Linked DNA regions of Homo sapiens: all the other regions are linked to region 3. Evidence: chromatin loops called from intact Hi-C (ENCODE). Cell type or tissue: B cell. All regions are shown on one strand. Each heading gives the region's core, and the rest is flanking DNA. Links, peaks and the distances in the headings are about the cores only.

Evidence for each region. Hi-C counts contacts between places; a loop is a spot of excess contacts. Peaks named below come from ENCODE experiments on the same cell type or tissue, not always from the same donor. Only the 100,000 strongest peaks of a DNase experiment are listed, where the experiment ranks them.
Region 1: it touches region 3 in a loop (1.9-fold over the local background); 2 of 110 quality-filtered maps call a loop at or near these places.
Region 2: it touches region 3 in a loop (5-fold over the local background); 2 of 110 quality-filtered maps call a loop at or near these places.

What each region holds. Positions count from the first base shown.
Region 1 is chr18:32,765,847-32,776,739 of GRCh38, reverse strand. It overlaps KLHL14 (kelch like family member 14), which reads left to right and starts at 3,717. Exons shown (of 9, transcript NM_020805.3): 1 at 3,717-4,073; 2 at 6,106-7,095. The coding sequence starts at 6,149. It overlaps LOC105372055 (a long non-coding RNA gene), which reads right to left and starts at 6,064. Exons shown (of 2, transcript XR_935342.4): 1 at 4,453-6,064; 2 at 3,299-3,425. In B cell, for the core only: no CTCF peak of the experiment used is centred there; DNase peaks (open chromatin) are centred at 3,339, 4,659, 6,559, 6,759 and 7 weaker places; H3K4me3 peaks cover 6,725 bases; H3K27ac peaks cover 6,939 bases.
Region 2 is chr18:32,753,656-32,764,548 of GRCh38, reverse strand. All of the region lies in intron 2 of KLHL14 (kelch like family member 14), which reads left to right. Among named protein-coding and RNA genes, the nearest start is that of KLHL14, 14 kb to the left of the region's middle. In B cell, for the core only: no CTCF peak of the experiment used is centred there; DNase peaks (open chromatin) are centred at 3,058, 3,978 and 4,628; H3K4me3 peaks cover 2,330 bases; H3K27ac peaks cover 6,832 bases.
Region 3 is chr18:32,879,084-32,889,976 of GRCh38, reverse strand. It overlaps LOC105372058 (a long non-coding RNA gene), which reads right to left. Exons shown (of 10, transcript XR_935361.2): 4 at 2,216-2,275. Among named protein-coding and RNA genes, the nearest start is that of KLHL14, 110 kb to the right of the region's middle. RefSeq lists an enhancer at 1,903-3,102. In B cell, for the core only: no CTCF peak of the experiment used is centred there; DNase peaks (open chromatin) are centred at 5,236, 7,512 and 8,746; H3K4me3 peaks cover 542 bases; H3K27ac peaks cover 5,026 bases.

The DNA.
Region 1 (10,893 bases), core at 2,308-10,307, 110 kb after region 3:
GGAGCGTGTCCAGAACAGGCTGCCCAGAGGAGCTAGAGCTAAATACTGGGAACCCGGAATGTGAGCCACAGAGTTGGGCTTGACAGCAGAGCAATAGCAAACCATTGGCTTTTGCCTAAATGTTAGCCAATAGCACCATTTCTTATTGTTATTTCAGATTTTGTGTTCTTTAATAAGCTTCTCAGTGCTGATGGTTCTGTGATATCTTTGACCCATCTACTCAAGATTTAAAAAAAAAAAAAAAACTAGAAATCTTGAGTTGTGCCTGGGTTTTGCCACTCCCTAACTTTGAAGGAGCTATGTGATCCCTCTTTACTCAATTTTATTCCATGTGTAAAATGGAATAATTTCTTCCCTTATACATCCATTCCACAATGACAGTAATCTTAAAGGTCAGATCACATTGAAATAGTGTTTACTATCCAAAAGACACAGGGGAGACCAGGCTCTGATGTTTATGCAATTTGGTGATAACTCATAAATCCTAAGCAGAAAAGTCAAGAATAAGGAAAATAAAGATTCAGTGTGGCTGCCCCTATATGTTAAGCAGCAAAACATTTCTAGAACTGCTCTAAAGATAATCTTCAGTTCCTCCAGTCCAGTGAGATGATCCTGAGCAACTGGAACCACTGATAGGCCTGGATCTCTGCCACCTTGAAGGCTGACCAGACCACTAGAAACTAATGGCAGCTCTAGTAGACTGCTCAGTGGCCATAGTTTCAGAATCTTTCCATTGTACATGGTTTAAATGCAAATTCACTAATGAATAATTTTGATAATTCTATCGAAGTATGAAGATGGCTTGCATTAGATGACTACACAATCATATTTAATTTTTTTTTAAAAAAGACAATTCTGGCTCCTCTTATGCCACGTGAAATCCATCCTGCTGAGTGCTCCTGACTAGTCACGTCCTTCCTGCCATTTTAAAAACAATAGTGGCAGAGATGCAAGCTGCTGATAGCGCTCAGCAGGACAGATCAAACACACAGATGCAATTTCTGTATGTTGAACACTGAAGTAGGATAAAATTCAAATACTTAAAATCGCTTAGTAGCTAGCATCTGATTGCTGCAAATTGAATCTTTCATAACGAGATTTATTGTAAATAGTGTCGTCTCATTTGTGAGTTCTGCAATAATTTCAGTCAAAGCCAGTATAAGATACTGGAGGTGTGAGATTTACATGACATATATGCTAGTTTATGCACAGATTATGAAGGGACCCTTTATCAATATTCTTTTTTAATTGCTTATACAATAACCAGAATTGTATTTTTTTCTGAAATTTAAACATTATCAGATAACTTTAGAATGCAGAAGAAAATGTTTTTATCCACTTCAACAGCCATTTTAGAATTGCCAGCTCCCAATCCCACTCTCTTCCCTTTCCACCCTAGTTGTTAAATAAGCATTAAAATTATAGGTAGCTAAAATTTTTGAAATGTGGCTTTTATATTGTTTGGAAGCAATAAAGAGCCTGGTAATCATAATTAGTGGTCAATATATCCTATCCATAAAAAAATAGAAATTTGAAACTAAGTTATTTTGAGGCCTACAAACATACTTTAATTCTTTCAAGATAAAACAGGAAGGTGGCCATAATTTAAGTGATCAATACTATTATTGCCTTTGGGCTTAGTTCCAAATACTTCATGAGAAGTTCATAAAAGATCAACATCAAAATCATAATATAAAAATTGCACTTTACATGTATGAGAGTTTTGTGACACTCCACATACTTGATAGCTTTAATTGCTAGTGACACAGAACTCCAAAAATGTTCTATCTTAGAGTCACATGATCTTCCTGTTCAACACCCAAATAAGGGAAATTTAAACAAAAATCAAAACAATAATAGGGCCAGGAGAATTGTATAATCTGTTGTCTTTCTCTCCTCTGCCCTAAACAACAACAACAGCAAAATTCTTTTCTATGATTTAATCATGTATTGGGGCATTTCCACTATAAACATAAATATGAGAATGCAGCATCTCAACAGGATCTGAATAAAGAAGTCTTACTCTCAGATAATCTAGAACCTTGACAAAAAAAGTGGGGGGGCTTTGTGAGGGTTAAATGCTTCAGTTTGATCCTTCTTAATTCATTTAAGTGTGACTATCCCATGTGCACGTTAATGTTATCATTGTAAATGGGGAATCCCTATTTCTGAACCTCAGAATTTTTAATTTTCCTCCCTTTCCTAAGCAGGTGTCTTTCCATCTCTCACAAATCAAAGAGGATGATGGGGGGTCTGAATAGATGTCTTGCAATGGTGCCCTGATACGTATTTTAATAAGTTTACTAATCAGAGCACATATAAATTAGAATGAATCATAGTCATATAGTTAATAGCAAACAAAGCTCAATTTAGTTCATGTCCAGCTTTCTTCGTGTTCATTTTACTCAAGGGCATACCTTCCTTTTTCTGCTTCTTTTTTTTCTTTCTTTCTTGGACACCTCCAACCCCCATTGACAACCGAAATGCAGGGCTATAAACATAAGGGTGCAATACATCATGAGATAAGTCTGGAGAACATGTCCTCTACCAAAATGCACATGAATCTCTGGTACAGCTAAAATTCCAGAAACATGCTGGGGTTCCTTTTGCATGCTAAGCAGGGTCAAAAATGTGAGCACTATGTGGTTGCCCTTATATATCAGATGAGCTCTAAAGTTGAAAGGTTACATTTGTGAAATTGCGGCTGGGTTTCCTAGCACTTGATTCTAGCTCCTGCAAATCAAAGACTCCTAATTGAAATACAAATCCAACAATATGATAATCTTTCAGTAAAAAAAAAAAAAAAAAAAAAACGTGACTTCTGCACCCTTATCTGTTGAAGAGCTGACAGAGAAGTTCAGAGGCAGTTGTTTAACCAGACAAAATGATAGAGAAAATATGTTTTCAAATAAGATCATAAACCTTGAACAGTGCCTTGTGGGAAGCAAATGTAAAGCAAAGGGCTGTCCTCTATTCTGTCTACCAGCTCTACTCCCCCACCCCGGTGTGTATCCTCAGCCACTCACCTTTTAGGCAAGGGCTAGTGTCTTTCAGGACAGACCCAAACCCCAAATACCAAAACAGAATAAAGTAGTGTCTTAGCATACTTTGAGATCAGACTGTTTCTGCATTTCACAGTGCTGGGGGTGGGGGGGAGGTGTGGGGGGAAGGGAAAAGCAGCATACCAATGTAGTGAAATCTGGAAACAACAGCATATATACAGACACAAAAAAAGTTTGCATATTGCACAGAGCACTTGAAGATCATAAATCTATGCATGAGAAAGATGTAGTGGAAATTTTGGGGGGGATTAGAGTTTATTTTTGTCATCTCTGTGAGACAGCTACTCATTCATCCAGATCACAGCTAAGAAAAAAGCTGGTCACAGAAATTAGCAGTTTCAGCTCAGCAGCGAAGTCGCCAGCCTGTGAAGGCAGAGAGAAATTGACTAATTAGCAATGCGCACTAAAACTTGACGGTTCTTTATAGAGAGAGAGAAGAGAGAGGGAGAGAGAGGGAGAGGGAGGGAGGGGGGGCTCGCTTTTTCCCCTTCTTTCTTCCAAAGATGTTTGAAATCGCAGTCATTTACGCTCGACAATTTTTACAATAGCCTTGAGCCATAATTTTGCGAGTCTCTCCAGCATCCATCCCCCTGTATGGTCTCTCTCTACTGGCCAAGCACGACCGTTTCTCTCCCCAACCGTGGATTTCCTATTACTCTCGTTACGACTCACTGAGCCCCAGGCCCAAGGATAATGATGTGTTGTTTCTTGGTAGCATAATTTGTCACACGTACATTTTTTCTTCTTCTTCTCTTGCAGAAAGCTCTGCTCCCTCTCTCTCTCCCTCTCTCTTTCTCTCTTTTCTCCCTCTCCTACATTTTCTTGCTGTTGCTAATTCATGGTGATCAAATGATGTACGACAAAATAAATTGTAAAGAGTGACTGCCTGGAGTTGGGAACCAGAAGGTGTTTTCCCCCTCCCAAGGAGACAGCAAACCTTTAAAAAGGAAGGACAATTGATTTTTGGGGGGAGCTTAAGTGAGCCTTGACTTTGCAGCTGGTTGAGAACAGGTAAGTTTCTGGCCTTGTGTCTGCCTTGTGTGTATTTTGTTCTGTCTTTTGGATTGTTGGAGGGGGAAGGGCCGGGGAGGGAGTCTTTCAGAGGGGTTGGCGGGGGGGTAGTTGTATGGCAAACGCTCATAAAGAAAAAACTCCTATTGCAAGAAATAAGCAGATGAGGAGGAAAGGCAAGGGAGAAGAACAAGAAGGAAGGGGAATAGGAAAAGATGGGGCGGGGGGAGACAACGAAGCGGAGAGAGCTAGAGAGAGGTATGACCGGGTCCTCTTAAAGGGAGAGAGACTCTGTAAGATGTTTCAGGCAAGCCAGAGCTTTGGGGGCGGGCGTGGGGGTGCTGCCGGCGGAGGGAGCGCGAGGGAGGGTAGGGTCCACCTGGAACGGGATGGTAAAGTGAGTCGAAAGGAGCCCAGTCCGGTATAAATAGGAAGCCGGCGATCCAGGACCGGCGCCAGGCAGGGCAGAGTGAGCCGCAGTGGAAGGGGCAGGTCCGCCGGGATCCCTCCGAGCCGGGCGGCGGCGGCGGCTCTCCCCCGGGCGGGCGGGCCGGCGGGCCGGCGGGCCGGCGCGCGGGCGGGATGCAAGCAGAGGGTCCCTTTCTGCTCAGCCCTGGAAGGTGCAATTACAGGTTAAGGACCTGGCGTATCGATTTCGCCTCGCCTCCCCCACCCTGCCCTCCTCTGCCTAGATGCGGGCGGCTCAGACTTTTTACAGAAGTAGTTCCAGGGCCGGGGAAGTGGGGGTGCCCGAGTGGGGGGCCGCTGGGGGCTCTACCGAGGGGGTCAGAAGGGAGCTGCGGCTGCAGGCGACGATGCTGGGTGGGGCGCAGAGACCCCGCACCCCACTGCTCCCCCGCCCCCCCGCTCGTTCGACAGCCCCCACCCCTCCCCCAACACCTGCCTTCTAACTTGAACTTCTCATAGTTACTGGAGTTAAAGCGACTGCGCCTGGTGCCCGGGAGGGGAAACCGTGCACACGAATCCCTCCCGGCCTCCAGGCCTCCCGGCTCCCTCTCCAAACGCGTCCTCGCAGCCCCACTTCCTCCCCCTGAGTCCTCGGTGCCGCCCCTCGCTGGAAGGGGAGATTGATGCCTGAACTTCCGCGCTTTGAAATGAGCGAGACGGGGGAGAGGGGGCCACCGGGTGGGGGTGGCGGTGGTGGAAGGATTCTCCTGCCAGGTTTAAAGCCATCTCTGGAAAATTAGCCAAACTGAGTGGTGACGGGGAAGCCAACAGTTTGCGAAGCGGGGAAGCGGGCAGGGCCAGGTTGAGGGAAATGAGCTCGAATTGATAAGGACAGCTCCCGCCTCTGCCGATTCCACTGAGCGGGTCCTCACCGCGCTCCGCTGCACTTTCCCGGGAGAAGAAAGGGCTTTATCTCCTCCCTCAGACTATTAGCCTAGGAGTTTCTCGGGGCAGCATGGATAATCGAAGGGGGTCCCAGCTTTTGGAGAGCTAAGATTCGCACACCCCGCACGCTGGTCGGGCCCCTGTTCCTACCCCCTCCCCCAAACTGGGCCAACTGCGAAAAGCAAAGCTTCGGGCACAAGTTGACCTGGAACCTTCGCCGTCGGTCGCCTCTGAGCTTTCAGGGCACCCCCGGCTCCCCACTTCCCGGCCTTTCCCTTCATCTGGCCCGGCATGGACACGAGCCCACGAGGTGCCTCGGCCTCAGCCGCCACTTTGCCGTCGCTGCTGCCACTGCTGTTGCTGCCAACAGCCGAGCTGAGGTGGTTGGTTTTAGGAAAGTGAGGGACGAAGTGTGTGGGAGGTGGCGAGAGGAGCCGCAGGGCGCAGAACCGGCGCCGGGACCCCAGACAGGGCCCTTCTGGTGGCGCTCACGGATCCAGCGTCTTCGGACTTTCCTCCTAGGGTCGGGGTCCGGAGCGCGCCAGGAGGGAGTCAAGCTGAGCCTTGATTCTTGTTCTTCGCCCTCCCCTCCCCTCCACACCCTTCCCCACCCCGACCACACCCCACCCGCTCCACCACCCTGCTCCCCTCCCTCCCATCCCCCACCCCTGTCTGCCAGGTTGGAGGAGGGTTTAAAGCCAGGTGCACCGAGTCAGCTCGCCATGTCCAGATCCGGGGACAGGACCTCCACCTTCGACCCCAGCCACAGCGACAACCTGCTGCACGGCCTCAACCTGCTGTGGAGGAAGCAGCTGTTTTGCGACGTGACCCTGACGGCCCAGGGCCAGCAGTTCCATTGCCACAAGGCCGTGCTGGCCTCCTGCTCGCAGTACTTCCGATCGCTCTTCTCCAGCCACCCCCCTCTCGGGGGAGGGGTCGGCGGCCAGGACGGCCTGGGGGCCCCCAAGGACCAGCAGCAGCCGCCGCAGCAGCAGCCGTCACAGCAGCAGCAGCCGCCGCCGCAGGAGGAGCCCGGGACTCCTTCTTCCTCCCCCGACGACAAGCTGCTGACCAGCCCCCGGGCCATCAACAACCTGGTGCTGCAGGGCTGCTCGTCCATCGGGCTGCGCCTGGTGCTCGAGTACCTCTACACGGCCAACGTGACCCTGTCCCTGGACACGGTGGAGGAGGTGCTGTCGGTCAGCAAGATCCTGCACATCCCCCAGGTCACCAAGCTCTGCGTGCAGTTCCTCAACGACCAGATCTCGGTGCAGAACTACAAGCAGGTGTGCAAGATCGCCGCGCTGCACGGCCTGGAGGAGACCAAGAAGCTGGCCAACAAGTACCTGGTGGAGGATGTGCTGCTGCTCAACTTCGAGGAGATGCGCGCCCTGCTGGACTCGCTGCCGCCCCCCGTGGAGTCGGAGCTGGCGCTCTTCCAGATGTCCGTGCTGTGGCTGGAGCACGACCGCGAGACCCGCATGCAGTATGCGCCTGACCTCATGAAGCGCCTCCGCTTCGCCCTCATCCCGGCCCCGGAGCTGGTGGAGCGGGTCCAGTCAGTGGATTTCATGCGAACCGACCCGGTCTGCCAGAAGCTGCTGCTGGACGCCATGAACTACCACCTGATGCCCTTCAGGCAGCACTGCAGGCAGAGCCTGGCCAGCAGGTAGGAGACAACAAAGAGGAGGGCGGGGGAGGGGGGGGTAGAGCCAGAGAGGCCGGAGGGAGGGGAGGGGGCAGGGAGGAGGGAAGAGATGGGTGGCCTGGGCGGGTGGCTCTGGCAGGATGAAAACAAACGCAAACAATTCAGAGTGTGTGAGGAAAGTTGATTTCAGAGTCCCTGAAAGGTCAATAGGGAACTGGCCTAGCAGCATCCCTGAGCGCTCCAAAGCCGAGGTTCTAGATATCCCCAGAGCCGTAAACATGGGAATTGTGGACTCAGACTGAAATTGACAGGCAGATGGGGCCAAAGGCCAGGACAGTTAGAAGTGTAGCTTTGGAAGTCTCTCTAAGCCAGCTCTCCCTACAAATCTTAAGATGGGCTTGCTCAAGAAAAAGGATCCTGTGGTGAGGAATGCCCACCCCACCCCTCCTCAGTTCTGCCTTGGGTGAGCAGAAGAGCCCAGGCGATGCTTGCAAAGGAAGGCTTTCATGGTCTTGCCGTCACACACTCAAGTTGTTTCTTCATGACTGGGATCTGCTCCCTGTCGATGTCAGAACTCCAAAATGCTTTGTCTATTAGGGTCACTATTGGAAATGCTGGTATCATGTGCCCAGGCAAACTTTTCTATGTTGTGGAAAGCCTTTCCTTTTCACTTTTAAAGGAGAGTAAAGCAAGAGATTTCAGGGTGATGGGGTGAATCTTGCCTAGCAACTCCCATTTCTGAGAAGAGTGCACTTGAAAATTGGGATGGAGGAGTGGAGAGGCTTCTAGCTCCAGTTGGTCTGTGTGCCTGCTCACCAGTGACAAAGAAGTTGGAGAGTTGCTGCTGCCTCTGTTGTTGCTAGTTAGAAATGTGGCTGTGTGTGTTGCAAGTAGGATTTCAGGGGAGAGAGAAATGATGCCTTTTAAAAATGCTGCTGAGATAAAAAGGCTGTAGGAATTGACAATCGTGTTTTATTGGCTCCAATTTTAAAACCATTTTTAATGAGCCCTAGCAAAGGGTTTCTTTCTCTTTTTAGAAAAGAGAAACAGTATCCTCTCAGTTTCTCATGATAAAACATCATGATTCCAGATGCCAGGCTACTCCAGCCTAACCACCAAAGTGTTACAAAGTGTAGCAAAGTACATGGTTTGAAAATCTAGCAGGGCATTTTCCCAGTCAGAATGATGTCTAAAGAATGGGGCCCACCTTGTGCAGCCTTATAGAATTAAATGGTGTGTGTGTGTGTGTGTGTGTGTGTGTGTGTGTGTGTGTGTCATTATGTTTCCACCAGACCTAGGTAACTAAAGTTTAAAGAAATGGAAGATACTCTCTACACTTTTTTAGGCAGCTCTTGTGTTAAGGAGAGGCCAACAGGAGGCATGAGAAATCTTGAACTTGTAACAAAACCCTGTAAGTTCATTTTTCTAACATCTGTGGGAGATGAGTTAACGAATCGTGTTGTCAAAAGATGATAATAGGACAATAGAAGAAACAAGAATCCAAATCCCCGTGTGCTTTTAACAGTGAGCACAAGAGGCCAATGAGGAAAAAAACATGAAACGTATTTTTATTTTATTGGAATTTTTCGTTTGTCTAAAGATCCAAATGGCAAACTCAGTGTGATGGGCGATGGGCCTTGGTGATTAATATTCTGTGATTTAAATTTTTGTCACTTTTAAATGACCTACAAGTATACTTCATTTAGCATATATCACACATAGTCAATAATTCAGACAACACAGTTATAGTTCTGAACATACATTTACTCATACTTTTAAAAATATGTATAACACGGTATAAATTCAGAAACCCAGAGGAATAATAAAATTAAGATTTAACTTATTCTAAGAGTAATTTTGGCAGAGGAGCTTTATAAATTTGATCCAGTAAATTTCTGAAGCCCTCAATGCACTTTTATCTAACAGGTATGTCCTAAGGTTCAATGTTAGAAGAGTTGACTTTCAAAATGCAAAATCCATTTCCCACTTTAGTCAAGATTCAGCACACCAGCTAGTGCCTGCTGGCTCTGTCCTGGTGGATGGCTGAGATACCAGGCTGCCTGGCTCCGTGACGACACCCTCCAGCTTCACTGGGCCACATCATTTGAAGGATATGTAGTGGTGTCTGACCACTGAATGCTTACAAGTGTCATGGATGCTGCAAGAATCTGATACTTCTGCAGTAGGAAGAAAACTGTATTTTCTTTTAAAAGAGAAAGATATAGAAAAGCAAATAGTTCATGCGAACCTATCATTGACCTCAAAGTAATATAATTTAGGTTTTATTCCTTTATTAGTAAAGGTAGCATTTTGAATTTTACAGACTAATTACATTATTTTAATTGTAATTCATAGGAAGAATGCCAAAATAACCATGAAGTTCCTAACTTTAAAGTAGACAGAAATGCTGTAAGTTGCAACCAACAATATTAAATCAGCCCATTTATTATAGCATCAGTGTAATATAAAAATGTTCCCTTAGCCTTATGTGTCATTTAACGGGGATAAATGTGTTAACCAATTGTTTTTGAGATTACATCACTTTCATTGAAGACAATTGAATAGAAGGACCTTGTATTTATTACTTTTTATCCACCTGTAGTTTTTAAACTCTAAATATAAAAGAGTTTCTTAAATTCAGAGAAGGAGATGAAAATGTAAAATTGACCAGTCTTTTGGAATAAGTACAAAGTATAAGCAAATAGAATAACTTCAAAAGAGAATTTACTTGTTTAAGAGTATATTATCTATAGAAAGTAGAGATATTAATATAATCATAATTTAAGCATTTTAAAGATTATTAATTTTGAGTTTTCATTAAGCCTAGAAAAGTAAAGGAACCCAAGTATGAAATCTTTATACAAATACTCAAATTAATATAAAATGTTCCCTCTTGTTGCTTGGTTTTTCTAAGTATACCAGTTGCACTTAAATTCATATTCCATTTTACCAAACTTAACATAAGGACAATAAGTAAAATAAGAAACTTGTCACTCTGTATTCAAATACACACATAAGTAATTTAAGATGACAGGATTGACAAAGGATATAAAGTTTCAGTTAGACGGGAAGAATAAGTTTTAGTGATCTATTGCACCAGCAACGTGACCACAGTTAGTAAAAAAGTATTACATATTTCAAAATTGCCAAAATAGTAGATTTGAAACATTCTCAACACAAAGAAATGATAAAGAGGTGAGGTGATGGATAGATTAAATCAGCTTGATTTAATCTTTCTACAAGTCAATATTAACATCATCTAAAGCATGAAAATTTAGTTTCATAAAGCGACATGATATGCAGTGTTTAGTATATTAAATGTAAATAACAGAAGACATAGTCTAAATTTAGCTTAAGTAACCCAAATAGTTTCTTTTTATTTACAGTTTGAAATTTTAATGTATAATTTAGCAATTATCCCAAATAAATCAAATTGGATTAGATATTAATTAACTGGATAAAATTAACTAATGTTTTACATTTTCATTGCACCTCACACAATATAACGAATAAATGCTTATTAAAAGTTGAATGAATTAAGATTATGAAAAAAGAAAGGCTCAATGTTGTACTTCATCAATACATTAATCTACATTACTATTGCACATAACAAAAGTTTACTGAACCTTCTCCAAGAAAACACCTGTAATAGAAATACATTCATGAAAGTAATCATATTTTTTAAACATTTAACAACTAGCTATTACGTCCCATGTAGGGTTCCATATCGAAGTGTAGTTTTAAAGAAATTATATTTTATAAACAACAGGAGACTACCTAAGATTTCATTTACTACAAAACATAGTCTATTTATAGATT
Region 2 (10,893 bases), core at 747-8,746, 120 kb after region 3:
CCACGGTTTGCCAACCCATGTACTAGGCTAGGCACTTGGGATATATCAGTGAAGAAAATGGACAAAAACAATTTGCCCTTATTCTAGTGGAAAAAATCCCCATTAGTCTTCATCCTTCCATTTGGAAAGAACTCAAGTCTAAATAATTCTACCGTGCTAAGTTAGAAGTTAATTTATCCAGAATATGACTTAAGGATTTGAATAGTGATCCTCGGAAGCTAAATAGTGATTAATTAAAACAATGGATGAGTTTCTCATTTTTTCAAGCATACTGGATATAAAACCTCCTAATGTAGAATGGTCATCATTATTCAGAAGAGGCTTAAATATTGTTTATATGATATTTTAATCATTTCGAGTAGGAAATCAAAATAGGCGAGTATATTTAACACACTATTTTTCTGAGGTTAACGGGCACATATTCAGCAAACTAATCTAGGCAAACTAATCTAAACTAAATGAACATGTGAACAATTATTTTTCTAAGTGTCAATCTGTATCTCCAGCTGCTTTGATCAAAGGGCATGTCAGGATTCCTGACTTATGAGTGGATCAACTGGATTGAGTATAGATCCTGCCTGCCTTCTGCAAAGTGAACAACCTCTGGAGAAATACTTACCCCATTGTAGGTTTGTCTTATGTGTCTGTCTCAGACCCCAATAGACGGTGACTTCTCTGAATATGTGTAACCAAAGCACTTAACTCAGTGCCTGACCTTGATCCAAAAATGTGAGTTCGTTGTAAATTGCTATTGGTCTTAAATATAATTGAGATAGACACTTAAGGTTGGTGCAGTATAGTGTGAATCAAAAAAGCTAATGTGCAATAAAAATATAGGTAATTTTAAAGATGATTACACACACGCAAACATACACACAACCTGTTGTTGGCCAATAATAATAGTAGCTATCACTGTCTGAGCAACTACCACAAGCTTGACTTATCACTTACAGTGTTTCTAATCTTTACAGCACCCTTTAAGCCTTTTTAAAGATGAGAAAACTGGGACTCAGAGAAGATAAGTAATTTACCCAATTATCTGAATAGTGTTGAGTCAGAGGTCCTTATCACCAGGGAAATAACCCTGCCATTATGAGTATATATTGGAGATGTGGCATTTACAAAAGACAAACTCTTATCTACACCTTCCACTTCTGTTTTATCACACCACAAAAGTCATTAAAAGTTCCTGCCATCTAACTCTTCTTCAGGCCACTCAACCAATGAAGAACGAGGGGAAGACATTAGAAAGCCAGAATTCTATCCTTCTGGTCTACAGCACTTAATTATTAGTTCTGAATTAAGGGGCTAAATAATAAGTTGCTGAGATTTGGCACTATAATATTGACTTACTAAAAATAGAATGAGCCAATGCACTTTAAATAAAGAAAAGAAAGAAAAATAAGAAATTTCTGTTTAACTATGAAAAAAAAAAAAAAACCTTGAAGCTTGAATTTGAACCAAAAGTTGGTTTCCCTGGATTTCTGTGCACTGAAGTACTAAAGGGGTGTCAGATTTGTTTTTGTGACAGTAAAACACTATTCATGTTGGGGATACTTTCAGGTGATTAAATAACCAGGTAGAAGTTGGAATTATAAAAATACCTGTATATTTTAATAACAAAATAAGACCTCTCTAACTGAAAATTTATTCTGTTTATATTTTGTTTCAAGAAAATCAATTTAACAATTGTTAGATCATAAATGTTTGTCTTCTCTCATTCACTTAGAATTCAGAAAACATGTTCATTTTCCATGTCCTTTCCATTGATTTCCAAGATAATTCACAATACAGGCATTACTAATGATGATTTCTTTAAATTAAAACAAAAAAACACTATTTTGATATGGGTAGGAGGATCACTTAACCAGAGAAAGGCTATCTGTTGTAGTACAGATGATACAATGAGTGTGTTCATTTTACTGTAAATAGCAGAGAGGTTTATCTCTTCACAAATAATATTAATGCAAATAGGATTAGAACTATTTGCAACACTAGAAGTAAAGCAGAAAGGTATTATGGAATGCCTACCGTAAAAAGAGAAAATAAATTATAGGGTAATGAGAAAAAGAAGAAAAAACAAGAAGTAAGAAAAATGCAAGGAAATAAGGGGTATCAAACAAGTTATTAAGAATGTGAACTATCTGAAAAAGGAAGAAAAAGAAGATGGGCAAGAAATTTCTAAAGACTGGAAATTAGGTGTTCAACATTTACAAATCAAGATAAGAACAAATCAAGAAACACTTAAATCATGGCATACCCAACCTTATATAATTTAGAGTTATAGACAGAATTTCATTAAAAAGAAAAAAAAAGTCAGTCCTCAAAAGAAAGAAAATATTTTCACAAGAAAAAAATGTCAATCATGGTACCTTACCGCCTATAATACCATTCGGTTCAATAACTATGTATATGTAATCTGAGTTAATAAGATTTTTTGTTGTTTTTTTTTTAAATCCATTGTTGTGCTAGGTAATGCAGTAGTTTCAGAAGTCTCGGAGTTCAAAGGGGACAACCCATTCTGTGAATATAAGGAGATAAACATATAACTGCATTCATTGCAAAATCATCTTAATTCCCATGTAATTTGACCTGGCAAAAGACCTGAGAAGCAAGGAGAACTTCAGGACCTCTGACAGCTTTCTAAATGCAGGCCCATGACTGTGTCACACTGATAGTGGAAACTTGGAGTGATGCATTGCAATTTACTACTAATCAGAAGTTGTGCTATGGAATAACCCCCACATTTGTATTGAACGTATATGGTACATCAAGCTCTGAGCTAAGTTCTGAGATACAGAGTTGAACAAGACAGCCACATTTCTGACTGCATGCAATTTACAGTAAAAAGAGAAAGAGTAAATAGTAACACAAAATAATCACACTGGCAATACATAACCTACAAGAGAAAAGTGGCATGGGCTGGGACACCCTATAACAGACAGCTGTAACCTTATCCGAGTGACTGGAGAAGACTTTCTCTGCAACAAAGGTATAAGATGAGCCTTGAAAGATGAGCCATTCTAAGTAATAGGCCTGGGGAGAAGGCAAAATATGCAATTGGAGAGGCAAAGCTGAGAGAAGACCACCTGCAAAACTCCTGGGCAGAAAAGAGCTTGGCACCTTCCAGGAACTTAAAAAAAAAAAAAAAAAAAGGATGTGTGGCTACATTTGTGGCAAGAGGGGTTGTCCAAATCATACAGGAAGTTGTAGGCCCTGCTAAGGATTATTTACTGCATAGATACATTTTAAAATGGAAAAATCAGCATGTTTTTCAGTTGAACTGAAAAAAGAAGTAATACTATTGTGGAAACACTGCTGCCTTTGAAATCATAAACCTAAATGAGTGGCCTGGCTCCACGTTAGCCGAGTCCTGCAGCAGTAAAATGGGTTAATAATTATAGTTCTAAATACTTAGCAGCATTTGTAGAAAGATCAGCTGAGATTGTAGAAAAACTAAACATAAAATGCTGTTTTAAGTTTGTATATTATTAATTTTAAAAGACATATTTAGCAAAATTTACCTGAATGCACTTTTGCCTATCAAAAAATCACTAGGACATATTCATGATATCACTGATAGCACAGAAATAGTCAGAGACTGTTAACACCAGAGGAATGAAGTTGGAGGGAACCAAAGGTGAAACCAAGGGCATCAGAAGGAAGTGGGAACATTAGAATTTTCGACAGCTCTCAGCAATTTATATTTCATTCTTCAAAAGGAAAATGATGGCCGGTTGAGTTATAAATGTCTTTCATTTTTTCCTTTCATAGAAGAGAGTTCCTCTTCTTTTTAATCTCATAAACTTAAGCTTAGAGGCTTTCTTTTCTGCTGCTCCCAAAGCCTTTCACATGCATATGTCTGGCTTCTTTGCTCCCAGAGCGCCTGTGAGGGGTTGGTAAATTGCACCTGCGCGGGGACTCTGAACTTCCTCAGAGCTCAGCTGGGCCACCGTATGGAGACTGGCTCACTGGAGGCTGCAGAGAAGTGAACTGAAGAATTACAGTCGGTTTCACTTCCCTGCCTTATGTGCCTTCAGGTGCCTCTGAAGACAGGCGAGGCCAGTGAAATGGAGAGGAGGAAGAAGAGAGAAAGCAGCAATATCTGAGAAAAGTCCTTGAAAATGTAGAGGCATTGTTGAAAAATATGGAAAGATGGATGTGCATGTTTGTGTGTGTGTGTATATGTGTGTGTGTGTGTGTGTGTGTATGTCTGTGTGTACACAGTCCAATCACATATTGTTGGGTGCTACCTTCAAATTTTCTATAGAGTGATTTCTGAGATGTGTTTTTTTATCAGATAAAGTCTATTTTGAATGTCAGGGTCAGGGTGGGATGGTCCACAATTCACAATCTGGTGCTGAGTGAGGAATTATTAGGCTGGAGGGTCAATTTGTCACCAGAAAGAAAATAGTCATATTTGTAAATACTTCTTAGAACAAAAACAACAGAGGGCTGTTTGGCTCTGATTTTGAGCACCCCTCAAAACCAACCACATCAGAGCATCCTGTGCAAAGCGATGGGATTAAAAAAGGGAATGTAAACCTGTGAGTCAGAGAGGGAAACTTTGAAGAAAACACTTTAATGCTATCAGGTGTACACTAGGCCCTCACCACTTTCTATTTCATATGCATTAACAGGAGTTCACTGATACAGTGAGAGATCCCAGTCAGTATGGGTGTATTACAGAGGCAGAAGTGTGTGCCCAGTAGCACAGATGAATTTGGTGGATTGGTTACTATAGCAACTGTACCACCATTGTCAGTGGCAATTCCTGTAATCTCCCTCTCCTAAGGTTTCATAAGCATTCACTCCAAAATGACGAGAGAGAGAGAGAGAGAGAGAGAGAGAAGGTTATAATGCAGATATCTTAAAACAGCTGTATTGTGTAGTAATTAAGACCTGAAAGTTAGACAAATGCTAGTTTAAATCTCACCTCTACCACTTACAAGCTGCTTCTCCTTGGGTAATTTACTTAACCAATTTTCAGACGCCTTACCCATAAAATGTACATCATAATACCCACTTCATTAGGGCAATTCTAAATGTTAAAATAATGTGTGTACATCATCACTTAGTATAGTGCCTGGCTATACATATTCAATGATTGATAGCTTGGATTTTTATAGGAATAGTTCCATTTATATATATATTTGCCTTTCTGTTCACTTGTTAGGACTTCCACTTCCATACAAAATGTTTAGAGTTGGATTTCCACAACGTGAGTATTGACACTATTCTGATAATGATTATGCTTCTGCTGAAGCATTATCCATTTTAGCCATCATGTTAAGTGGATGTTCATTTTATCCACCTTTGAGTGATATATAGATCCCAAGCCAATCCTGGAATTTTATTCCATCCTTTTGATCTATTCATGCCATCAGAAAATTTAGAAAACCCATGGTAGATTCACATTGAGCAGCTTTATTGAGATGTAATTAATATACTATACCATTCACCCACTTAAAGAATATAATTCAATGGTTTTCAGTATATTCACAGAGTTGTGTGGCCATCACCACAATTTTAGAACATTTTAATCATTCCCTCCCCCAAAAACCCATATCTGTTAGCAATCACCAATCATTCCCTCACCACCACCATCATCCGCCCGACTTTCAGCCCTAGGTAACCACTAATCTACTTTCTGTCACCGGAGATTTGCCTATTCTGGACATTTCATATAAATAGAATCATGCAATATGTGGGTTTTTTTGAATGGCTTCTTTCATGTAGTGTATTTGCAAGGTTCATCTATGTTGTCACAGGTAATAGTAATTCATTTATTTTTATGGCTGAATAATATTCCATTGTACAGATAAACTACATTTTGTTGTTTATCCATGGACGTGTGGGTTGTTTCCACTCTTTGCTATTATGAATAATGCTGCCCTGAGCATTCCTATACAAGTTTTTTGTATGGACATATGTTTTCATTTCTCTTGGGTATGCATATACCTATGAGTGGGAATGCTGCCTCATATATTAATTCAGTTAACATTAAACAAATATTTAACCTTTTGAGGAACTGCCAGATGGCTTTTCAAAGCAGCTGCACCATTTTACATTCACACCAGCAGTTTATGACAGTTCCAATTGCTCCACATCTTCACCAATACTCATCTGTCTTTTTCATTATAACCATCTTAATAGACGTGAAGTAGTATCTCATGGTGGTTTGCATTCCCCTAATGGCTAATCATGTTGAGCATCTTTTCATGTGCTTATTGGCCACTTGCATATCTATTTTGAAAAATGTCTCTGGGCCTGGTGGTGCATGCTTATAGTTCCAGATACTCAGAGGCTGAGGCAGGAAAACTGCTTGAACCCAGGAGTTTGAGGCTGCAGTGAGCTGTGATCGGTCCACTGCACTCCAGCCTGGGCAATAGAGCGAGACACCATCTCTAAAAACAAACAAACAAAAAAAAACAACAAAAAGATACAAAAGAGAGAGAGAGAGAGATGTCTATTCAAATTCTTTGGCCATTTTATTTTTAGTTGTGCTATGTGTCTGTTTATGATTAAGTTATAAATATCCTGTAAGCATCATAGGGCTTCTTATGGTACCTAGATCACAGCTGAGGCCACCTTCTGCAGGAACATGTTATACTATTTGCAAAATGAAAAGAAAATGCATGCAGATGTACAGTGCAAAATTCTCTAGATGCTTTTATATGACACTTATGACTATTATTAAAAATCTTGGTATTTGGTGTGGCAGAGAAAAATATCTGTGATTGATTTTGGTATTGTTTGTTTTCATGTGATCATTTTAGCTTTGTTGACTTGGGCATCATATTTCTTAAATGATATTCTGGACTTGGATAAGCAAATCTTTCATTTCAAGGAAAATATTTTCATTACTCGACTTATTTACTTAAATTTTCTTAAAGACACATAAGAAATATTTTTTTCAAGCAATGTTAATACAATAATTATTTTAGGAAATAAGGTGAAATTGTTTTGACTTCCAAGACATGATAACTGATAAGAAGCACTATAGAAGAAGAAGTACTGCATGTCAAAAGAAAACAAAACAAAAAACAGCAGCTCTCAGTTTAAAACGTTCCTTGTGGGGATCAGCAGGAAACAGCAAAGCACGGGATTTTCAGTCATGGCTGAGATTCAATGGAGGGCTTCACCACACATATCACCAAGTGGATTCCGACACGGAAAAGCTAAATTTATCATGAGAATAACTTATCCAGTTTCATCTTTCCTTTGCTACAGTCTCCTGGCAGTTTTCCTTAAGGACAAAAACTGCTGCTACTGCTGCTCTTGAAGAGAAATTACTTTTACTACTCTTAGTAAGTTGGGTACTGTTACTTCATTGTCGCTTCTAGTGTGTGGATATGGAAGATTGGCCAACAAATTGTTTCTTGGGCTTAATGTTTATGCTGCTGGGTAGAACAATTTCTATTTTGATTATGTATCTTCATGAACAATCAAATTCTTGCTTTCTCTGAAAAGATTTACATCTTTGATACATAAGAAAGAAGACTGAGCCACTATGACAGCTCTGAGTGCAAGATGGTAGGGATCATAGTGTGGGTTTCTTTATATTTCAGGGAGACAAGGTATTATCAAAAGTATGTGATAATTTCACAGGTTGTAGAATGCATTTTCAACAAATCCCAAGAATGCAGAAAACCTCTAGAAATTAGTCACATGTTTTTGTCTTTAGAAGATATCTTCTTCCCTTGGCAGAACTTCTAGTCATGTAGAGAAGGTATCTAATTCTAGACAGTCACTTCAGAACACCTAGAATCCTGACAAACTTCAATTGGCATTGTTGTATTCAAAATTGAAAAGAGAAAATAGACATGCAATGCAAAACTGAAATATTTAAACACCACCCTTAAGGCACTTAAATAAATTCAAGATTTGGGATTTTTCCAGGGTTAAGGAGCAGCAAATGAAACCAACAGCAAGTAGTCTAGGTAAAAATCTATCCCAGGAAAAGGGACACCTCTTGTGCAGGAAAGAGCCCCTCAAGCCTTCCATCAGTTTAATCAAACTGACAGTCCAACTTCCAGGAAAACAGTCATTCTTTTGACCTATTAAGAGAAGGAATAATCTCACCTTAGAAAGGTTTTTTTTGAAAGTGTTTCACATTTGCATGTGTGTGTGTGTGTGTGTGTGAAGGAAACTCTAAACCCTAAAGTCTCCAAGTGGCTTAACAAAAATTTATTGTCTCCAATTTCTGGTGGTTGGAAGTTCAAGACCAAGGTGCCAGCAGGGTTGATTTCTGCGGAGCCTCTCTTCCTGGTTTGTAGACAGCTGCCTTCCTGCTGTATGCCCACATGGCCTTTTCTCTGTGCTTACATGCAGAGGAAGATCTGGTGTTTCTTCCTCTTCTTATAAGGACATCAGTCATATTGGATCAGGGCCTCACCCTTATGACCTCATTTAACCTTAATTACCTCCTTAAAAGCTCTATCTCCAAATGTAGTCACTTTGGGGGTTAGGGCTTCAACACATGAATTTGGAGGGAACACAGTTTGGTCCGTAACAAAGCCACGTTTAAGACACAAAATTAGAAAACAGGGAAATTAACTGAAATATTGCTTTTCAACTAGATCCATACAAGCAAAGTTATCTAGGCAGCTGAACAGTTATCCAAGTCAGCAGTGTATAAATAGCTCTTCCAGTAATGTAAAGCTAGTAGAGAAAAAAAAATTCAGATCCTTTTTCCTCAATTCCAGAAGATCTTGCCTAGACCAGTAGCTTTTTCAAGAATCAAACATAGAGCTTTTTAACAAAATATATCTTCCCTAGCTCCACCCCAGAGATTCTAAATAAATTGATCTGAAAGGAGGTCCCAAGAACCTGCATGTTTAGCAAGCATCATAGGTAGTTCTGCTACCAGTAGATTTTGGACCACATTTTGAAAATCATGGAACTAAACAAATAATTGCTTCTGTTTTTTGAATTTGCTACATGTCTATAAAAGATAGGAGAAAATACTGATAGTGATTTCTTAAAAAATGGGGAAAAATTTTTGCAAAATTAAAAGAAATTTCATTAATTGATATGAGAAAAAGGGAAATGAGTCATAGGGAAAGTTGCTGGAATTACCAAATTCTAGGGGATTTATTTCCTAGAGATGAAATTCGGGTCCCTAGCGCACTACAGAATTTGCACTAGAGAATAATTCAAGCCACACAGTATAGCATCCACAATTCAGCTTCAGAGAATATGGTAAACTTTTCAGAATAATTTGTTGCTGCATGTCAAAGATCTGATAATGAAAAGAATATTGCTCCAGATTAGCTGATTGGGTGGGTCTTAGAGGCTTCTGTGAATGCCCTTTCCAGTGGGGGATGACCTTGGAGGGCTTCCTAGACACCACGGAGCCCTCCACCTAGGGTTCATTGTGGCACCATGGTCCCTCGAGGGTTGGTGATACAGCAAAGAACAGAAAGAACTGGCTCCCTACAAGGAGGGAGAGGAAAAGCAGAGGAAGATAAGAGATTCCATTTCACCCACAGCAGCAGGGTGTCCCTAAGCAGGATTCCACAAGCCACACCTCATTGTCTCCTCAGCACACACACCCGCCAGGGCCTGCCTCCCTCCCTTGCTGCAGATCTACACAAAAATAAGGATAACCTTCTTCTTTTATCTTTGCCCCAGGATGATTTCATAGCATTTTTCTTACCCTAAAAATAAACGTTGAGTCCTTTTAGAAGGAATCCACTGAAACTCCCTTCTTGAAAATGGACACTTATTTGTTGCCATGAATATTCCGGGAGAAGCCTGGAGAAATCTATCCTGTTACTAACTTTTCTCAGTATCTCCCTGCATGGCCACTCCTGCAGTGACTCTCCAACTGGAAACAGCCTGGTTGGCAGGAGGCTGGCTCCAGTTCCTCCGAAAGAGCCTCACAGTTTCCCCACAGGGAACCTCTCCCTGGAGTTAGAGTAAAGAATGAAATTGGACTTTGGATCGGGAGGCTGTTGTCCCTCTCAGCATCATCTTGAATGGCTGAACTCCTTTCTTCAGAATGTCAGGTTGCTGTCAAAATATTCATTTCTACCATTATGTCTCACTCTCTCAGAGATATAATTTTAGTGGAAAGATGTTGCATCCTTCTGAACTTGAATTTTCATTATTATTTTGTGACCTTGGTGTCTTTCTGCACTTTTTCTTCTGCAGCAGGTGCCAAAGTTTCCTTAGGTCAAAAAGTCACTCTTATCTCTTCCAAAAGCCAGCCAGATGGGAGGGAGAAAGAAAAAGACAGGACGAAGTCTCAGTAATGAGACTGGCTCTCAGGAGGCAGCATAGTCTAATAATTGGGCTTTATTAGGAGTTTAAATGCAGGCATTACTTACGAGTCCATCACTAGCCTGAGAGTGATGCTTTATCTCCTTTCGTCACTAGGCTATACAGAGCTTGAATGGCTCCACTGTGGCAGGCTGCACAGAACCACATCTCTCTTGAACAAAGAGAAGAGCTTTCTCCTGTCACACACATGTTGGTTGTCCCCACCAGCTTGCTCAGTAGCAAGCATCTGTGCTAGAGAGCAGCAGGACCCTGCATCCCACTTGCAGGCAGGAGGATTAGTCTGAGAGCTAATGCTTGCCACGCAACTTCCTCACAGGGATGTGGGGAGGATTAATGAGATGCTATTTCCATTGCAATTTATGCTCTTCAGAAGAAAGGTGCTAAGTAGGAGGTATTAGAATTAGGGATTATACAGGTAATCAAGCAAAGAAGATATTCAACTGCTCCTAGTTACCAAAGGAAGCTTTAATCTGGGAGGTGGAGAAGGAGGGGGAAATGCAGTGAGTATAAACTTGGCTGGAAGCCATTGTCCCTCATGAAGCAAAGGGCCAAGGATGAAGTGTCAAGTGCTATGTATAATATAAAGATAAACTCGTCCTGATCCTT
Region 3 (10,893 bases), core at 1,267-9,266:
CAGTATTTTCAAGCTTATTAGAAATGCAGACACTCAGGCCCAATAGGAAGCTGTGCATTAACAGTGCTCCCGGGTGATTCCTGTGCCCCTTCCAGTTTGGGAAGCACTCCTAGTTAAGGCATTAACTGCTGCTGAGCTGGGGATTTAGCCTTTTATTCCAAAATGCCTGCTCCTAGTAAGATGAAAAGATTTGCTCCCAAGGCCATTTCCTCTACTGGGAATTTCCAGAGGCCTTCTTTGAAACTCAAAGCCAGGGATTTGTGGTTTTTTTTTCACTTTCTCTGATCTTTTGTATCCTGTACTCCATTCAATAACTATCTCTTAAGGCAATGAATATCACTGATTCAATGGGATAGTGGAAGATGGGAAATCTGGAAGGGAAGTGTAGGCTAGGCCAAATGAGTATCTCCGATTTTATTCCACTAGCCAACCCAAAGAACAATAAAATAGTTTCTTAAAGGAGCACACACACTAGTGAGATTCCTGATTCTACCAGCCTGCAAATTATTTGAAGGTAATGTAACTCAGGTAAAATAATCTTTTCTGCCTACTTCTAACAAATATGCTCTACTTCAACTCTTAGAAAAATCTGGACATGGGGACTGGAGGAAATTAAATACACACTCAAGTGTACAATTAAGTACACTTGTTTTTAATGGATGGGTAGAAAAGGGACGAAGACATGTTATGACAGCTGCATTTCAGGGATAGTTACCTAAAACTTGGTGGATCACAAGAAAAATTCCCTTCTCCTTGTAGCCAGACACTGTAATGGGGTACTTTATTTTATCTTTTTATTTGTATAAATGTGTGGGTTACTAGTGCCATTTTGTTACAGGCATAGATTGGGTAGTGGTCAAGTCAAGGTTTTTAGAGTACCCATTTCCTGAATACCATACCTTGTACCCACTAAGTCATTTCTCATCATCCACCCACCTCTCACCTCCTCACCCTGCTAAGCTTCCATTTTCTATCAGTCTACTCTGTATGTCCATGTGTACACATTTTTTTTAGCATTGAATAGGGTATTTTATGGAGACTTAAAAAGATATAGAAAGTCCAGCATACCTCTAGGAACGTATTTTTTTTTTCCTGGTACCCTGGATATCCCTGAAAAATCATCAATCTAGGTCATAATATTTTTAGTTGTTTATTATTCATGAAACAATGCTATGTATTTATAATTTTACATAACACCTTTGTTGGATAAAGTTCAAAGAGCCTAAACAGTTTATGGGCCTAGCATCTTAGGGCAGTAAGGGAAACAGACATGACCACCCCTCTTTGAAAGGCAGGGGCCACTGCTAAATCAGAAACCTGAAATCCAGACCTTTGCTACCTGCCCTTGAACTGAAAGTAAGCATATACCCCAGGGTAATTATTTACTTTTATTTTCCCTCTCAAAAGTCCCAGTTTAAACAATAAATAATATGGTCACCCTTTCCAGAGCCTATTGCAGTTTGACCACCAAGGTTTTCCTCCTGTGCCACTCTGAAAACTGCTGATGGCCAAGTTCTGTAATGCTGCTGAGGTATCCACCCCCTCGCTAGAATGGACCTCTTTGCTTCAGGACTATTCCCACTGCTTAACAAATGCACATTATTACCCCTAATAAACTTCCCGAGACTTGTCAGCTTTTATGGAGTGATAAAGCCTTTCTTTGAAACACCTACCTTGCCTTTTAGTTAGGAGCAAAAGAAAACATGTTCCCCTGGTAAACACATCTCCTCTAAGATGGCAAACGAGAAACTGCCCCTGCTTCCCCCTCCCCCACCTATATTTTTTTTTTTTTACCCTTGCAGCATTTAGAAAACTCTGTCCAAGAATATTACTCTATGAAGAAAAAAAAAACATCATTTCAAAATTATTAAAATCTCTGTGGGAATTCATGATTAATTTTAAGGCCTGGCAGATTAAAATACATTATTATGTACACTCTAGTGCATCCTTTCAGATATTTTCAGAATCTGATTTTGCTCTCTTGATACACACCAATGACTCTACATGTATCTAGTAGATTGCAAGGAATAGATTAGCATTAAAGAGGCAGTATTGTGTTGTTAGGTTGTTATATGTAACTTGTGCTCATACATTAAGAAAAATGTACCTGGCATTCCCCCGGACATGACCAGGCCTCTTAAAAAAAGAGAGTGAGTGAGAGCATGGTGACTACTTGGTGACAATACAGTTGTGGCAGCAGTTCTGAAATTCTGACCTTTGGGGTATTCACTGATGTTTTTATCCAGTTCCCAGGCAGAAGACGAACCACAGCGGCCTGCCAGAAAATGGAATACAGGCATTTATTTTCAGAAGCTATCAAATTTTCTACTTCCTAATCGGTAAAGAGCTGTCCTTTTGGCTTTTTTTTTTTTTTTTCCAAGGAAGTCACAATTGCAGCTGCAGAGACAGGGATAAACCTACAGCTTCTTTTTCTTTGTTGAAGACAAAGAGTAAAATCAATGAAAAGCAAATCAACAAAAACCTGTATAAACCTTACCATGTTTCACTTTGAGGAGTCCAAATACAATGACAAGGAAACTAGCTTGCCTCTTCCTCCAGGATATGACACTTCCACTCTTGATGACCTTCCTCTGTTTATAACCTTGAATAAGTAGCATGATTCTTGGTATTTAGATGGGTATCTGCCATTCAAGAGTGAAGCTGCCCACTTCCACATAAGATATTCTGTGACATGATTTTATTGTTAACAAATATTACTCATAGAAACAAAAATAGAGGATTCTGACCCAGTTAAGGGCTCTGTAGAGCTTTTGGCATAATAATAGATAAGAGTGGTTTTTTTGACTGAGCACGGTGGCTCATGCCTGTAATCCCAGCACTTTGCGAGGCTGAGGCAGACAGATCACCTGAGGTCAGGAGTTTGAGACCAGCCTGGCCAACATGGCAAAACCCCGTCTCTACTAAAAAATACAAAAATTAGCTGGGGATGGAGGCACACACCTGTAATTCCAGCTACTCCGGAGGCTGAGGCAGGAGAATCACTTGAACCTGGGAGGCGGAGGTTGCAGTGAGCTGAGATTGCACCACTGCACTCCAGCCTGGGCAACAGAGTGACACTCCATCTCAAAAGAAAAGAAAAAAAAAGATGAGTGCTTTTTTATCTCAAAGCTAATACATGACAATATATACATAACACTAATTTACATTTTTCCCTTTAGATGATGGAACCAAATGCACACAAGAGTTGACCTTAAACTACAAGACGAAGTGGGCAAATCAGATGTTGCGGTTCTCCTGTTTACCTACTCCAATTTCCCTTGCCAGATACTTGCTCTAATTACCTTCCTTCTCCACTTGCAATTTTACAAAATATTTGTGTTTTTAAAAAATCCTTCATGTGGGGCTGGGCGCGGTGGCTCATGCCTGTAATCCCAACACTTTGGGAGGCCGAGGCAGGAAGATCACCTGAGGCCAGGAGTTCGAGACCAGCCTGGCTAACATGGTGAAACCTGTCTCTACTGAAAATACAAAAATTAGCTGGCTGTGGTGGCATACCATGTAATCCCAGCTACTCAGGAGGGTGAGGCAGGAAAACCACTGGAGCCTGGGAGGCGATTGAGCTGAGATTGCACCATTGCACTCCAGCCTGGGTAGCAGAGCAAGACTCCATCTAAAAAAAAAAAAAAAAAAAAAAAAAACAAAACTTTTCATGCGTGGATCTGCTCCCAACATGTTGACGTTTACTAGATGCTATCAGATTAATCCTATTTCAATATGGGGTACCTTCCCTTCCCCTCAACTTTCTCTACAGCTTCCCACTCTCGCTCTCCCTTGTCCATCCATTCCACCACTATTTGCCCGCTTTCAATTGCTGGTCTTGCTCAAACTTTTTCTTTACTGTTCTTTTGTCCTCTCCCTCTTCATTTGTTTTATACTTAGCCTAGACAGTTTACAAGTGAAAGAGATAAAAGAAGAAGGGGCTATTCAGAGAAAAGAGGCCTAAATACTGCAGAGGCCCTGCTTGTGTTTACTGCTGGTGTGTTGTGATCCTCCCCTCACTGGATTTTCCTATTTTAATGGCCTTCCAGAAAAAAAATAGTGTGTGTGGGGCCTGGGGAATTAGTGTACTTATTAAGGGCTCCTGCAACCAATCATAGCCATTCCACTTTGAAATTATCATTATATATGTATGCATGTACACACTCTCACACACACAAACATTTTTGTTCCCTATTCTAAAACCCATTTCAGGCAGTTAGGTGTTCAACCTAGCATTCTGGGAAATTGACAATATGGAAGAAGATGCAGGGGTGATAGTGACCCCATCTAATTTCCAGTTTTCAAATAGCAGGCTTCATCTGCAGTTGGGCCTCCAGGTTGCCATTCAGCCCTGAAAGACCAAGAGTATCTTCTGGTTTTTTCATCCTGTCCTCTGAGATTTCACATTCACATACAATCCTTACAAATAACATATTAACATAGTTTCCATGTGATGTTTAAATAATTTTCAGCTATATTTAGAAGAAAAGATAGAATCTTAAGCAACTGACCCAATAGAGGAAAGGGTATCATGGCAGACGTATGACTGAGTTCTTTGAATAAGTGGGACCTTGTATCAGTCCATTCCTGCATTGCCATAAAGAAATAACTGAGATTGAGTAATTTATAAAGATGAGAGGTTTCATTGGCTCATGGTTCTGCAGGCTGTATAGGAAGCATAATGCCGGCATCCTCTTAGCTTCTTTGGAGGCCTCAGGAGACTTTCAATCATGGCAGAAGGCAACGGGGAAGCAGGCACATCTTACATGGTCAGAGCAGGAGCAAGAGACAGGGAGAGGGAGGTGCTACACACTTTTAAATAACCAGATCTTGTGAGAACTCTATCACGAGAACAGTACTAGGGGGTACGGTGCTAAACAATTCATGAGAAACTGCCCCCATGATCCAATCACCTCCCACCAGGCGCCCCCTCCCAGCATTGGGGATTACATGTCAACATAAGATTTGGGCAGGGACACAGATCCAAACCATATCAGACCTTGAGTAGACATCGCTTGAAATTTAACCAATGAGAAAATTGGCAGAAATAACTAACATCAGAGGTATTCATCAGGTCGTCTCAGCTTCACAAATCAGTTGAGATTAGAACCATCTCTCAAATTTGAAACAAGAATTCAGTGAGAAGTTCATTAGGCAACTTGCAATGCTGAGTAGAGAGGGGCTTTCCCTCCACCAGCCCCTGTGGGAACACAGGCTGTGGTAGAACAGCTCTCAAGGAGAAAATACCCTACTGCAGGGTGAGTCTAGGCTTGGGTAATAGCCCAGAAAGCAAGTGCAGAAGTGAGACTTTGCCTAAAGACAGGCCCTGCTCGATGCTAATCACTGACTATTCCAAAGCAAGAATAGACTTTCTAAGTTTCTGTTACAATGAAAAATGTAAAGAAGAAAGTTTTATTGCCTTTACATAAAATAAATTATCAATAAATATTTGATGGTATTTAATAAATGCACATGTATGAATATGTATACATAGAGATGATAGGTAGATGCATAGACAAACATATAGATAAATTAAAGTAAATGTGTGTGTGGTGTGTGTATGAGAGAGATTGAGAAAGAGAGGAACAGAGAACGAAAGTTTTCAATTCATGGTAGTATCACTCCTTTCCATCCCATCCATAATCTTCACCTCCAGAAGGATCACATATAAACCATGTAAAATTAAAATTAAAATAGGATAATCAAATTTAATACAATAACAATACACTTACATACACATACAATACACTTACAATAAACTTATGATCATTTTTACAAAATAATGGGACAACATGATATAAGGGAAGAAGCAAGCACAGTTTCTGAAAGTTAAACAGACCTGAGTTTACATTCTCTCTCTACCACTTGCTTACTACATGACTTGGGGCAAATTACTCAGCCTTCCTGAGACTTAGTTTCCACATCTGACAAACTAGAATAAAACTTATTTTTCATGGTTACTGTGAAATTTAACACATATTACTATAAATATCTAGCATACCAGGGTTTCAATGCATTTTAGCTGGCTTCCATTTCCTTCATTTGTTGATGGCATACAGCACAATAGAGGGTCTCCCTGAAAGAATAGGGGAAGAGGACAGGTTCCAGCTGCAGAAGTTAAATGAAGTCTAGAGCCAGAAGGGCTAATCCTGGGCCCACAGGCAAGGAAAATATTAGGAAATAAATTTTGAAAAGACCAAGAGTTCCACCAGCCATAGGAGTTCGTCTGAGGTGAGCAGTACACATTGCTGGATCCAGCATCCATGCCAGCCATGACTGAGCAAAAAGACTTCAAGGTTTTGTCCCAGGAGATAAGGTCAAAAGAGCCAATCTGCAAAGATCTACCAAGTACTACATGTTAACCATGTACACTTTCCCAAGTTCTTTAAATAAGTGAATACTGACCATATACCAAGGAAAAAATGCAGTCTTTATCCTGGTTTTACAGGTAAGAAGACAGAGGCATAAAGAGGCTAAATAATTCAACTAAAGTTACCGGCCCAGTAAGTTGAGGAGCCGGGATTCAAATCCAAGTAGCCTGGTTCTAGAATCTGTTCTCTTAGCCACTGGTGAATGGTTTTGAATGCTGGAGTCTAGTGTTTGTTTGTTTTTAATGAGACTATATGTAAAGAAGAGAGAAAGATAGAGCAGGTTTATTCTAACCTCAGGACTAGTAGTAATAGTGATAACAACCACTGCACATTACTTGAAATGTACCAGATGCTGGTGCTGAGCACTTTACATATCACTGAATCCTCTCAACAACCCATGCTCTACTCACTACAACTCTCCACTTATTTTTGTTGAGGGAACTGAGCTCATAAAAGTTAAAGGTATCAGCATTAAATGAGATATATCTATGTCTTCATATTTCCTGGTTTGAGTTGTTTCAGCACCTGACTTGAGACAGTTGGTGTATTGGTGGCAGACCCCATTATCTGAAGAGCCAAGAGAAGACTGTTGAAACTGAGAGGGGACAAAATTACTGGGGACAGCCATGATTGCTGTGTTGCCCTTCCTTCTTGTGGCAGGTTCACTCACCAGGAACTCCTCAAATCATACAGTCAAGTGCCTGTGAGATGCCATGATGGATTAGGCCACTCACCTAACTTCAGGGCATCCCTGAACACACATGCAGTCACACACACTCACTCACACACACACACACACCTCCTTCACTATTGGCCCCTAACTCTTATGATTTAAATTCAGTAATATAATGTAGGACTAAAGTGGAGGGCAACAATTTTGGTCCCCTATTTGCCATAGAGTGTCACTTTTCACAGTAGCATTAGATAATAGATAATAGTTCATGCAATAGGCTCAGGCCATGATGAGTTTAAGTTCAAATATATTAAGATTTCAACTTATGGTCAGGGATAAAACCCTACCTTGATTTTCTAAAACATCACAGTGGAAGGGACACCAAATTCTAATTGTCCTACAATATTAATTCCCCTTTGTATTGGAGGCGGCTTAGCCAGCAGATTCGGGCAGACCTCTGAGTAGGAAAAAGAAGAAGAAAGAAGTAATCACTGGTGCATGAATTGAGGGAACTCAGCCATTTATAAAAGGATTCCATAGTCAACATGTAAAAGGGTTTCTTTGTAAATTTCCCACTCATTTTTTTTTCCTTCCCTTGATGCAAGATTTTTTCATTTTAAATAGTGGGGAAGCTGTAGAAAAGAATTATTAAAATCAAGAAGAAAGTAAATAAAGCGAAAAGCAATTCATTTGGTCATTGCCTAAAGAATTGTAAGTGAGGTGTCTATAACTCAACATCTTGTGCTGAAGAATTTCTTAATTAATTCCTTCTTTGATTAAGCAAATATTTACTAAGAAGGTACAAAGATAGGAATAGGAGATACAGTGTAAACAAAATGAGATGATGTCTTTGGCTTTATAGAGTTTTTATTTTACTGATAGAGAACACCAATAAACAAGTATATGTTCAAACAAACATATTCATAAATATTAAGAAGGAAAGTAACAGAAATGGGAATAACACCCTAGAACTATATTAAACTGGTAGCTGGAGTAGAAAACAGATTGAAACAAAAACATAAAAAAGCAGATATTACCATCCAATTAAATATATTTTTAACAAGTATTCAACACTGCACTAGGCATGAATACATTCCTGTTTTTGATTGCTACACAGCCTGGATGGGAAAATAGAAAGAAAGATGGATACGTCATTGCAATACCCTGCAACAACTGCTCCAATGGAGGTGCCATGGTGGGGAAGAGGATGGATGGGTTGAGTAATTAAAGTCTTCAACAGAGGGGGCTTTAGAGCCAATCCCTGAAGGATGAGCAAAAAACTCAACAATTGATAATGAGTTTGTAAAGACCCTTGGAATAATGTGGTAAAAAGATACACATATCTGCTAAGGAGATTATTCTTTATCTTAAGGAGAGCTCAAGAGACCTGTAAGCAAGGGAGGGATTCCATCACATCAATGTTTGGGAAAGACTCCCATGACAGAAGTTTAGGAAATGGATTACATCTGGCAGGGACAGAGCTGGGGAGACTAGAGAAGAAGTAATTAGGTCAAAGGAGAGAGATTCTTCAGACCATGTCCTCCACCACTAGTGGCCCCAGTGGGGCCCATGGAAGAAAATTTGCTGGAGGGAAACTACACTAATTCATAGTCCTAGTCCAGAGCTGGGAGCTGCTGTGACCCCTGTTGATAGACCATCTGTAGGGGGACAGAGGCTTACCCTCCCACGCTGGCAGGTGTGAAAACTGTACAAAGGAAAGCCAGAGGTGGGGGCAGTCCCTTCCCCAAATCATTGTGTGACTCCACCCTGTGCAAATACAAGCCGAAGGAGAAGTGTCCTCATCTGCAGCTCTCTACGTGCTTTTGTGCTTATTAAATGAACAAAAGAATACAACTTGTAATGCTTCAGAAAGACACTGTGCCATTAGAACCAAATAAGGATGGCTTCGTCTAGTCTCACATTTATCTAGCCCTCTTAAAATCGAATTTCAATTTGAACAAATAATTCTGAGCTAGCTAGCTAGGTCTGAGTAGAAAAGTAAACATCCCATCAGCATTAATGATTTAGTTGATCATCTTCATCACTATTCAGTAGCCATAGTCCCAATTCTAGTATGATTATTTATTTTTTTGAAACTGTCTTTGGAAGAGGTGTTGTTTTTTAACTTGCAGATGTCCTTGGGCTGATCTTGTGTTATTTCCTATTTGAAAGCTTCAGGTGTTGCTTTCAACTCTGCTTCTCTCGTCTATCACGAAGAGATGTCCTACTGGCATATCAAGCAGCACTTTGCAACAAGAGGCCATGTTGGTCAGTATCCAGGAGGAATAGGTATATTTTTAATAGGCAAAGATGACATGGAAAATAAGATCAAGGTTGCCTAAATTCAATTTTGGAACAAATCTCCCTTTTTCTCATTCTGATTCCCGACAGTTTCATCTTTTCTAGAAAGGTGTTTCATCCATAGTTCAATATCACTTTGCCCTTAAAAATGCCATGATTAAAAAGCATCTCCATGTTGTGATAAAAGGCTTGTTTTGCTGTGCAGAGAAAAACCAACACACTTATTCAAAATCAGGGAACACGATTCTTTTATTTTCTTAGGTTTACCTTTGAAAGTAACCCTGATCCTTAGGAAGCTGGGGAAATGTTTAATCACATGAAATTGGGTACAAATCACCTCCTTGAAAAGCCTAAAGCCAGAAACACTTCCCTGGAGCATCCTGTGCTTTGAGACTTTCAAACTTTCCCCGAAACATGAATTATGATTTTTCTCTTATGTACTTATTTTTCTACAATAGTTTTTCTGCTTTCTAGTTCTATGCTGGTCTCCTTCCTCTACCTCAGATATGTTCCCAGATCAGTCTCACATGAGTGAGAAATAGTTGCCCCAGCCTCAAAACTCCAGTCAGGGAGAGGATCAAGGAAGTAGGGGATATAAAAGCATTTTTTTTTGTCTTTTTTAATGCAGAGCTATTGGTAGGCATCTGATGCTGGATACAGCAACCCAATTTGCCCATCTCATGAAAGGCACCCCACTTTACCCAATCTCAGAGGTGATAAACCCAAGGGCAAGGAAGAACAAGTAATAAGGTGTTCTTGTCATGCAGCTCAAGATTTTTAAAACACATTAACTGTAATTTTTAGATAGTCAGAATTTAGTGAACCATTAAAAGTGACCCAGTTCATTGAACCAAACTGAACTGAACAGATGGAATTCCACCCTCCTTCTGCTTGAATGACTTCACGAACAATGCAGAGTCTTCTTTTAAATCCCTCCTTTGAGCTCCTTACCTCACTTATGCAAACATGTCGGGAATGCTTTGGTCATTTTTCTACTTGGCAATTCTCTTATTGCAACTGGAAGCTGGAAGCTGGTACCCAGATTGTGCCGAATTTATGAGACTGAGTATTGTGCTTTGTGAGCTGTTTATATGTTGCCATTTTTTTCTGAATTTGACTCTGCATGTGAGGCTCAACAAAGTCCTGAATTTTTTCTCTTTCAGAACCTGTGTCATATCCAGCTCTCTTTATTTCGTGGCTCTCTTATTTCCTTTCTAGTCTCTTTTTCTTCCCACAAGCATAAAACATATGCATGAGACGTTATAGCTTTCCAAGTCCTTTCTCTGCTGCTCATGGCCTTCCAGGCACACGTGATTATGGATACTTTGAAAATTAAACATCTATTCTTCAACTTTTGATGTTTAAAAAATGAAGCTGAAATAAGCTTTCTCATGAATCACAGAATGGCATCCCTGTATATCAGAATTCTCCAGTAAGAATGGCAATATGTCCTGTTATTTAAAAATCTCTAATATGCTGAAGAACAATATGATACGTTGGTTGGAAAAACGAAAATGAAGGGCCTCTCAGAGCCTCTAGGCAGTGAGG